Regions from separate parts of the Homo sapiens genome. Here region 2 is linked to region 1. A link is a contact called in ENCODE Hi-C or POLR2A ChIA-PET data. All regions are on one chromosome and are shown on one strand. Each heading gives the region's core, a stretch centred on a gene start or an enhancer-like site at or near the end of the contact. The rest is flanking DNA. Distances are from core to core; before and after follow the strand shown.

Evidence for each region. Hi-C counts contacts between places; a loop is a spot of excess contacts on that map. ChIA-PET counts read pairs that join two places held with the same protein, here RNA polymerase II (POLR2A). Pooled maps may share reads with other maps.
Region 2: a loop to region 1 is called in a pooled map, with 2.6 times the contacts of the local background. The contact joins two enhancer-like sites. A Hi-C loop is called at or near these places in 2 of 50 pooled maps. POLR2A ChIA-PET finds 5 or more read pairs at or near these places in 4 of 52 experiments (A673, GM12878, OCI-LY7 and 1 more).

Annotation. Positions count from the first base shown.
Region 1 is chr2:9,768,559-9,772,466 of GRCh38, forward strand. The region is part of intron 2 of LOC100996549 (a long non-coding RNA gene); the gene reads right to left. Among named protein-coding and RNA genes, the nearest start is that of TAF1B, 73 kb to the right of the region's middle. RefSeq lists a silencer at 818-927 and enhancers at 1,630-2,558, 2,559-3,486. Within about 2 kb of position 1,958, at least 8 of the 41 ENCODE cell types and tissues checked have a DNase peak (open chromatin) inside an H3K27ac peak, as active enhancers do.
Region 2 is chr2:9,983,272-9,987,179 of GRCh38, forward strand. It overlaps GRHL1 (grainyhead like transcription factor 1), which reads left to right. Exons shown (of 16, transcript NM_198182.3): 9 at 2,853-3,011. Among named protein-coding and RNA genes, the nearest start is that of GRHL1, 34 kb to the left of the region's middle. Within about 2 kb of position 1,705, at least 8 of the 41 ENCODE cell types and tissues checked have a DNase peak (open chromatin) inside an H3K27ac peak, as active enhancers do.

The DNA.
Region 1 (3,908 bases), core at 708-3,207:
AGGCAGGTGAGCAGAGCGCTGGAGGGAGCAGGCAGGAGAAGAGCAAAGGCTTGGGAGCTGAATCCTGTCTCCACAGCGTCCCCTGCGGCCTCACTCCTCAGCACTTCGGCTCCCTCCTTCTCAGCTGGGGAGAATGAGACAGCCCACGAGGCTGAGGCCATTATGAGGATGAGAGGAGGCGGCTCGTGTCAAAAGAACTGAGTATTTAGCCAATCACCATTTGATGGACTTCTGGACAGTCGGAACTGGAGTTCATAAGGAATCATTACCAGGCAGGGAAGCTGTGTCCCGTGCAAGGGGGCACGGCCAGCTGTTAACAGAATGAGACGACGCTTCTTGCACCCTGTAGTGCTGCCCGTGGCCCTCTGTGGCTCCCCTTCGTTGATTAGGAAAATGGAATCAGGGTAGCGCCTTGGGAGAAAATGCCGTGGATCCCAGGGCCAAAGCTCATTGTGCCCTTGGTGAGCTGTTTGCCCTGAGGAGAGCCCAGCAAAGATGGCTCCCAAGTCGTCTCCTTCAGCCACTGCTGGGCCTGGATGTCCCTAGAAAGTGGGCCAAAGCCAGGTCATGTTCCTGTCGTTGGGGAAGTGGAAAAAAAGGGGCTGCCATCCCGCCTCTCTGACAAACACAGGGAGGTGCCCCCGTGCCTCCGCCACTCTGCCAGGGATACAGACAGACACTCAGGAAGCACCACAGGCCCCAAGAGGCACAGGCACACTGACAAAAGCAAACCCATACCGGGGACACAGATACCACACACATTTAGTCATCGCTGGCGGCCCCCAGGTGCCAGAGACTCTCACAGAAGCTCAAGGACTCGAATGAGGTGTTGGTGTGTTTAACACCCATGCCCCCCCCCACACACACCTGTGTATGCCCACATGCTGCCACTCTGACCTGTGGGTGGGGGCAGGCATGTGAGTGGGCTCTGAGTCTTGGCCTGAGCAGGTGCGTGGGTGTCCCCCCCGCACTCAAATGGGCAGCTGGAAAGGAAGGTCAGGCTCAGGTGCGCAGAGCACAGTGGCCCTGAGCGGGGGTGGTGGGCGTTGCCATGGAGATGACAGCCAGAGAGGCAGCACTGCAGGCGAGCTCCGTGTGGGCGGCTGCTGAGCCCGCAGATCCACAGATCTCAGGAGGGACTGGGCAGTGCTGGAGGCTCCAGGATGGGAGCGGGGGGGCTCTTGAGGTGGGGGTGAAGCTGAGGAGCTCTGGAATGGTCATGAATTTGTGGTCTTGGCTGGGAGCACAGACTATGGGGCCTCTGCCTCCCCCATCAGTGCCACTCACTCCCACTCCTGTCCCCCACCAGCAACTGTGCTGAGCTCACAGCCAAGGCAAAGCTATCAGGGAGGGCAAGCAGAGGCGGGGAGCTAAGGATCGTGGCTGGTTTTAGGAAAACGGCTGAGGAGGGTCTAGCTGATTCTCCCCACCTCCTGGCATCACCTGACCTCTCTTTCTTTTCCACTGGTCCCTCCTTTGCAGCCTAGTGGAATGGGAATCACAGAGGACTGGGAGTCAAACAGTAAATCAGGATGCCTGTCCCTGTCGACCAACTCTGGGACCATGAGCAACCTGCCCAGTGAATCTCAACCTGGGTCTTCACATCTGTGAAATGGGATGAGGAACCCTGATCGACCTACCTCCAGAGCTGCTGAGAAGGTCAAATGACTCTCAAGAAATTCAACTGGACAGACATGGACAGATGCTTACTATGCACCAGCACGCCGTGGCGCTCCAGGGACGGAGAGAAGTACACTCTTGCGGAGCTCACCAGTGAGTGGGTGGGAGACGAGCACGTGCAAACAAGACAGCTCGGATAAGCGCCAGGACTCAGCCTGTTCCAGCAGCTCCTGGGAGTGCCTGCTAAGGGCCAAGTACCGGGATACAGAGAGGCAAGAGCGGCAGAGGAGCCCAGGGACTGCATGGGATTCAAATCACGAAAGAGCAGCGGCCTCCCCCAGAGCAGCCCTCAAATGCATCCGTCTCATTCATCCTCATACACCGCCAGGTGGAGCCACTGAATGCTCTCCCCATTTTACAAGTGAGAAAGCTGTGATCAGAAAGAAACAGCTGTCCCAAGTGCAAACGAACCCTGGGAAGAGGTGGAGCTGGGATTTGACTCTTGTCTGGCAGGTCCCAGAGTCCCTGCTTTGGGCCACTGAGCTCAACTGCTTCTCCCGGCCTCACCCTTCCATGTGCCTATGGCCTCTGGGAGGGAGCTGCCTGGTGTCAAAGGCCCTCCCCTGCTCCCTGCCCCGGCCCTGGCCTGGGCTGTGGTCCCACCAGCCACTCACCCCTCCGCCTTCCCTGTTCTCTCCTCCTTGCCTGTCTTCAATAAGACGGTCCAGGGGCGTGGACAGATAGCACAGTGTCACAGAGCCCGACAGCACTGACATCGGCGTCCTACGCCACCACTTGCGAGCTGGGGCAAGGCCACGGAGCCTCTCTGAGCACTGTTTCCACGCTGCAGTCCACACACGGGCAGTGCAGGGCATGAGCCAGACCCTCAACACCTTCAGTGCTCGCGAGGCACTCTGCACCCCCAGTGCTTCCAGAAGGGGCCATCTGTCCCCTGTTTCCAGGCAGTGGAAGGTGGAGTCTAGCCTGGCAGGACAGGAGGCAGAGGCTGGGCCTTGTCTCCAGAGAAACCGGGGCTCAACTCCTGCCTCCTCCCTCACTCGCTGTGTGTCCTGGGGAAAGTCACAAGGCCTCTCTGAGTTTTGTTCCTGGGGCCTCCCACCCCAGGGTCCCAGACGGGATCCAGCAGGACCCGAGGTCCATGGGTCTGAGCTGGCAGGATCTGAGCTCAGAGACCTTGCCCCTCTCCAGAGGACCCCCACCCCTCCCAGCTCCTCTAGGTGGCCCCCTGGTAGCCTCCCGGGGCCCTGTGAATGGGGGAGGGGGAAGAAGGCGCTGTCACCTGGGTTTGAGGTGGAGGGCACTGGTGGATGGCAGAGGAAGCCTGTCTGGGCTGGGAGAGGGCACCCTATGGCTCCCCTCTCTGGGCCTGGCTCCCCCACTGCTGACAGCCTGGGCTGTGAACAGACCGGTGGGAGGGCCTGCACGGGGCGGGGGATGTGAGGCCAAGGCTGACCTAGGTCTCAGGCACAGCCTTACAGTGGGCAGCTTTGAGAAACCCAGTGAGAAGGGCCAGCTCTGGGCTCAGAGGCCAGGGAGGGCGTGGGAGAAACAGGCAGCGCCCCGCACTGGCTGGCATCTCTTGAGGTTTCTGTAGAAATGTTTGCTCCGGCAGGAAAAAAAAAATCTGTTGCCATGGTAACCTATGTCTTCCCTCCCCAGCTGAGTCCTCAGAGGGAAAATCATCTCAGAATTCCCAGGGATGAGTGGCCAGCTACACTTAGGGGAAGCTTCCCAAACCCAGGCCTCCCAGCAGGGTGAAGAAGCCACATTCGCTCAAACACTGGAGCCTCATTCATTCATTCATTCATTCATTCAACAATCACTGAGACTCTACGCCCCACCCTGTGCTGGGCCTGGGGATGTGGAAATTCATCCAACTCGGTCCCAGAACTCAAGGAGCTCAGACTCTGGTGGGAAGACAGGTGTGTAAGCGTGAAGCCATGGAGGTGGTGAGAGCTTTGACAGGGGATGGCAGAGTGCTGCAGAAGCACAAAGGGAAGGTGGGAGGGCTTCCTGGAGGAGGCCCGCTTTGGCTGGGTCTTTGGGCTGCTCTAGACCCTGGAAGCCCTTAGAGCCCAACCCCCTGCCTGGTGTTCCACCCATTTTACAGAGGAGAGCACTGAGGTCCAGATAGGGTGAATGACTTGCCAGGGTACAAGGAAATGAGTGACAATGTGCGGGTGGGGCTGATGTTCCTAAAAGGAAAGGCAGCTTCATATCCGACCTGAATAAATAATGTATTCTGGATTTTAATTATTTAAAAAGCC
Region 2 (3,908 bases), core at 455-2,954, 210 kb after region 1:
CCTGGGATGTTTGTGTATTTATCTAGGCAAGGTAGCATTTTTTTTTTAATGCTGAATTAGGACCATTGTCAACTTTCTTTAATACATTTAGAAAACTGCCAAGTTTGGGAAGAATTGATTTTTTAGAATAAGAGAGAAATGTATATCAGTAAGAGACTGCAAATCATCATGAATGCACACCAGCATGGGCAAAGCTGTGCCAAAGCTCCATGTTTGCCCCGATCCTGGGATTTGGCCCCTGCTCATTTCTTTTTTGAATAGAAACTTGAAACTGGGAAGCAAGGGGAGGTTAGGTTTCGGGTTGGATTACTGTGAAATCTTCTTGTAAAGGGAATATCACTTCCTGGAATCGTGAGGATGAAGTCGAACTTTCCCAGGCAGCTGTTTTTGAACTAGGAATTGAGCCACGTGGCCTAGAATGACAGAAAAAATTCGGATTTTCCATTGGTTGTAAATTGAAAAATATATGGTGGTTTGGTTACTTTGCTTAGTTGTTTGCATGGACTTTTTTTTTTTTTAAACCTGAATGCATTCCACAGACTCTCCTTACCTCTGATTTGTGGATTTAGAGATTGTACTTGAAGTGTTTAAAAAAAAAAATGTGGCCGGGAGTGGTGACTCACACCTGTAATCTGAGCACTTTGGGAGGCCGAGGTGGGCGGATCATGAGGTCAGGAGTTCGAGACCAGCCTGGCCAATATAGTGAAACCCTGTCTCTACTAAAAATACAAAATTAGCCAGGTGTGGTGGTGCAAGCCTGTAATCCTGGCTACCCAGGAGGCTGGGGCAGGAGAATCGCTTGAACCCGGGAGGCGGAGGTTGCAGGGTTGCTGTGAGCCGAGATTGCGCCATTGCACTCCAGCCTGGGCAACAAGAGCAAAACTTCATCTCAAAAAAAAAAAGTTACTATAGCTGCCCCCCAACCCCATTATAACTTAAATTTTTCCCCATCTGCCCTAGTTCAGCCAGTGACACCCAGTGCTGCTTGTGGTGGACCCATTCTTGGCTGTTGACCCAGGGGCTAGAAGGAATCTTCCCCTGTCAGCTCACGGGGTTGAAGGGTCTGAAATGGGCCAGTCTTAGTTTTAAAAACTGTAATTCCAATAATGTCCACTATGTGGTGCACATGCATCCGCAGTAAATTCTAAAACTAGTTGAAAGGGAGCTCAAAAACATTTTTAAAATCCACAGTGATAAAAATAGTGGGGAAATGGCACATGTTTATTTGCTGTACACTGGGTTCCTCTTAAGTAGCAGCTTCCAATGTCATATTCATAATGTGACTCAGCTTATTTTAACTTTTGAGAAAATGTGCGGGAGATAACTGATTTGGAGCCCAGGAGAGAAGGGTGTGACATCTCCTGCCTTCCATTTCGAAGGTGGGGGATCCCCCTGGATGGGTTCTCGCCGGCTTAGTGCATTGCTCAGGCACATGCTAGCAGCTGGAGTGAGTGTAGCCGGTGCTAACCTACTGCACTTGGAAGTCATCTTTAAATATTGTTCTTGTGGGCTGAGTGTGGTAGCTCCTGCCTGTAATCCCAGCACTTTGGGAGGCCAAGATGGTAGGATTGCTTGAGCTCAGGAGTTGGAGACCAGCCTGGGCAACATAGTGGAACCCTGTCTCTAAAAAAAAAAAAAATACAAAAATTACCTGGGCGTGGTGGCGCACACCTGTGATCCCAGCTAGTTGGAAGGCTGAGGTGGGAGCATGGCTTGAATCCAGAAGGCAAAGGTTGCAGTGAGCTGAGATCACACCACCACACTCCAGCCTGGGTGACAGAGCCAGACTGTCTCAAAAAAAAAAAAAAAAATTGCTCCTGTGGGAAGTGGTGGCTTGGGCACTGATAGGAAAGCAGACTTTTGAAACTGTGGGTTGAGAAGCTCAAAGTCTGGTTTAGACAGTTTCTCTGAAGTAATTTCATGATTGAATAGTAGAACTGTTGCTTAAGGAATTGGATTCTTCGTTTCTCTCATGGAAATAGACCCACCAGCATAACATCTTCCCGGGTTATTCTAGGGAGTTTTGACCACATCTGTGTGGAACTTCTTGAATGAGGAACACATTCCTGGGTGTTTAGTGATCGTTAAGTTCTCAGCCTATTAACAAACGTTACCACTTTTGTCTTAGGTTTAATCTGGGCATGTAAAGAATCCAGTTATGTTTAAATAAAAGACCCTTGCACTGATATTTCCATACCTAGAAAGGAGTATGGAAATAATTGTAAATTACAAATCATCCCTTGAACACTGGGCCCAATGTGATTTGATAACCAAAAGGTTAATAAGAACAAACTGGAAAGAAATGAGGACTGTTTAGTCTGCATGGGCAAAGATTGAGAGAGAACTTTATTGGAATCTTATAAAAATTGTGGATTAGAGGAACACTGATGTCATAAGTTCTAAAATATGAGGACACAGAGTACTACAGGTTATCCTAAGAGGTGGTGTCAACGCAAATATAGGTGGATTCCTAGGAAGTTTTTACTAAGTTACAGAACAGCTGCAGAGGGAGCTATGCTATTGGTAACTTTGGAAAATGACATCAGGAAAGCTAACCAGCCTCTTCCCCTGTCCTAGCTGATATTAAATAGGGATTCTGGAAGGGAACATAAGCAGAGGTTCAGAGCTGCCGACTCTTCCTCCTCTTTAAGGTCTGCTATTTCTATGACCAAAAGCAGTTTTAAAATAAACCCCTGATCACCTCTTTTTAAAAACCCTTTTTTAAAAAATGAGAAGCTGAGCTTCTCATTTAAAATAGACTTGAGTAATTTCAGTGATGTTAATATTTTCATGAGCTGTGCTAGGTTTGACTTGGTGCCTGTTGCTTATGGAACCTTCTCTTCCCTTGGCAGGTTTTCATCTCTGTGAACTGCTTAAGCACAGATTTCTCTTCCCAGAAGGGAGTGAAGGGGTTGCCTCTTAACATTCAAGTTGATACCTATAGTTACAACAACCGCAGCAACAAGCCTGTGCACCGGGCCTACTGCCAGATCAAGGTCTTCTGTGACAAGGTAAGATCGGCAGGGATGCTTGGAACAAGTGTTTGAGACACACTCATGGAAAAAGACCAGGGTCTCTTTAATATTTAATGTCAAAATGAGAATATAGCTGCTAATATAGAATAACTTTTAAAATTATTTTTATTTATTTATTTATTTATTGTTGAGACAGAGTCTCCCTCTGTCTCCCAGGCTGGAGTGAAGTGGTGCAATCTCGGCTCACTGCAATTCTGCCTTCTGGGTTCAAGCAATTCTTGTGCCCCAGCCTTCCCAGTAGCTGGGATTACAGGTGCACACCACCACGGCCGGCTAGTTTTTTGTATTTTTAGTAGAGACAGGGTTTCGCCATGTTCCCCAGGCTGGTCTCCAACTCCTGAGCTCAGGTAATCTGCCCACCTCAGCCTCCCACAGTGCTAGGATTACAGGTGTGAGCCACCGCGCCCAGCCTTTATCAGAGATGAGGTCTCACTCTGTCATCCAGGCTGGAATTTAGTGGTGCAATCACTGCTCACTGTAGCCTCAACCTCCTGGGCTCAAGCGATCCCCCAAACTCAGTCTCCTGAGTAGTTGGGACTACAGGCACATCCCATCACACCCAGCTAATTTTTAATTTTCTTGTGGAGATGGGGGTCCTGCCATGTTTCCCATGCTGGTCTTGAACTCCGGTCCTCAAGTGATCCTCCCATCTTGGCTTCCCAAAATGTAAAACAGCTTTTTTTTTTTTTTGAGACAGAGTCTGGTGCTGTCGCCCATGCTGGAGTGCAGTGGCGCAGTCTCGGCTCACTGCAGCCTCTGCTTCCCGGGTTCAAATGATTCTTGTGCCTCAGCCTCTCCAGTAGCTGGGATTACAGATGCACACCCACCACACCTGGCTAATTTTTGTATAGAAACAGGGTTTCGCCAGGTTGG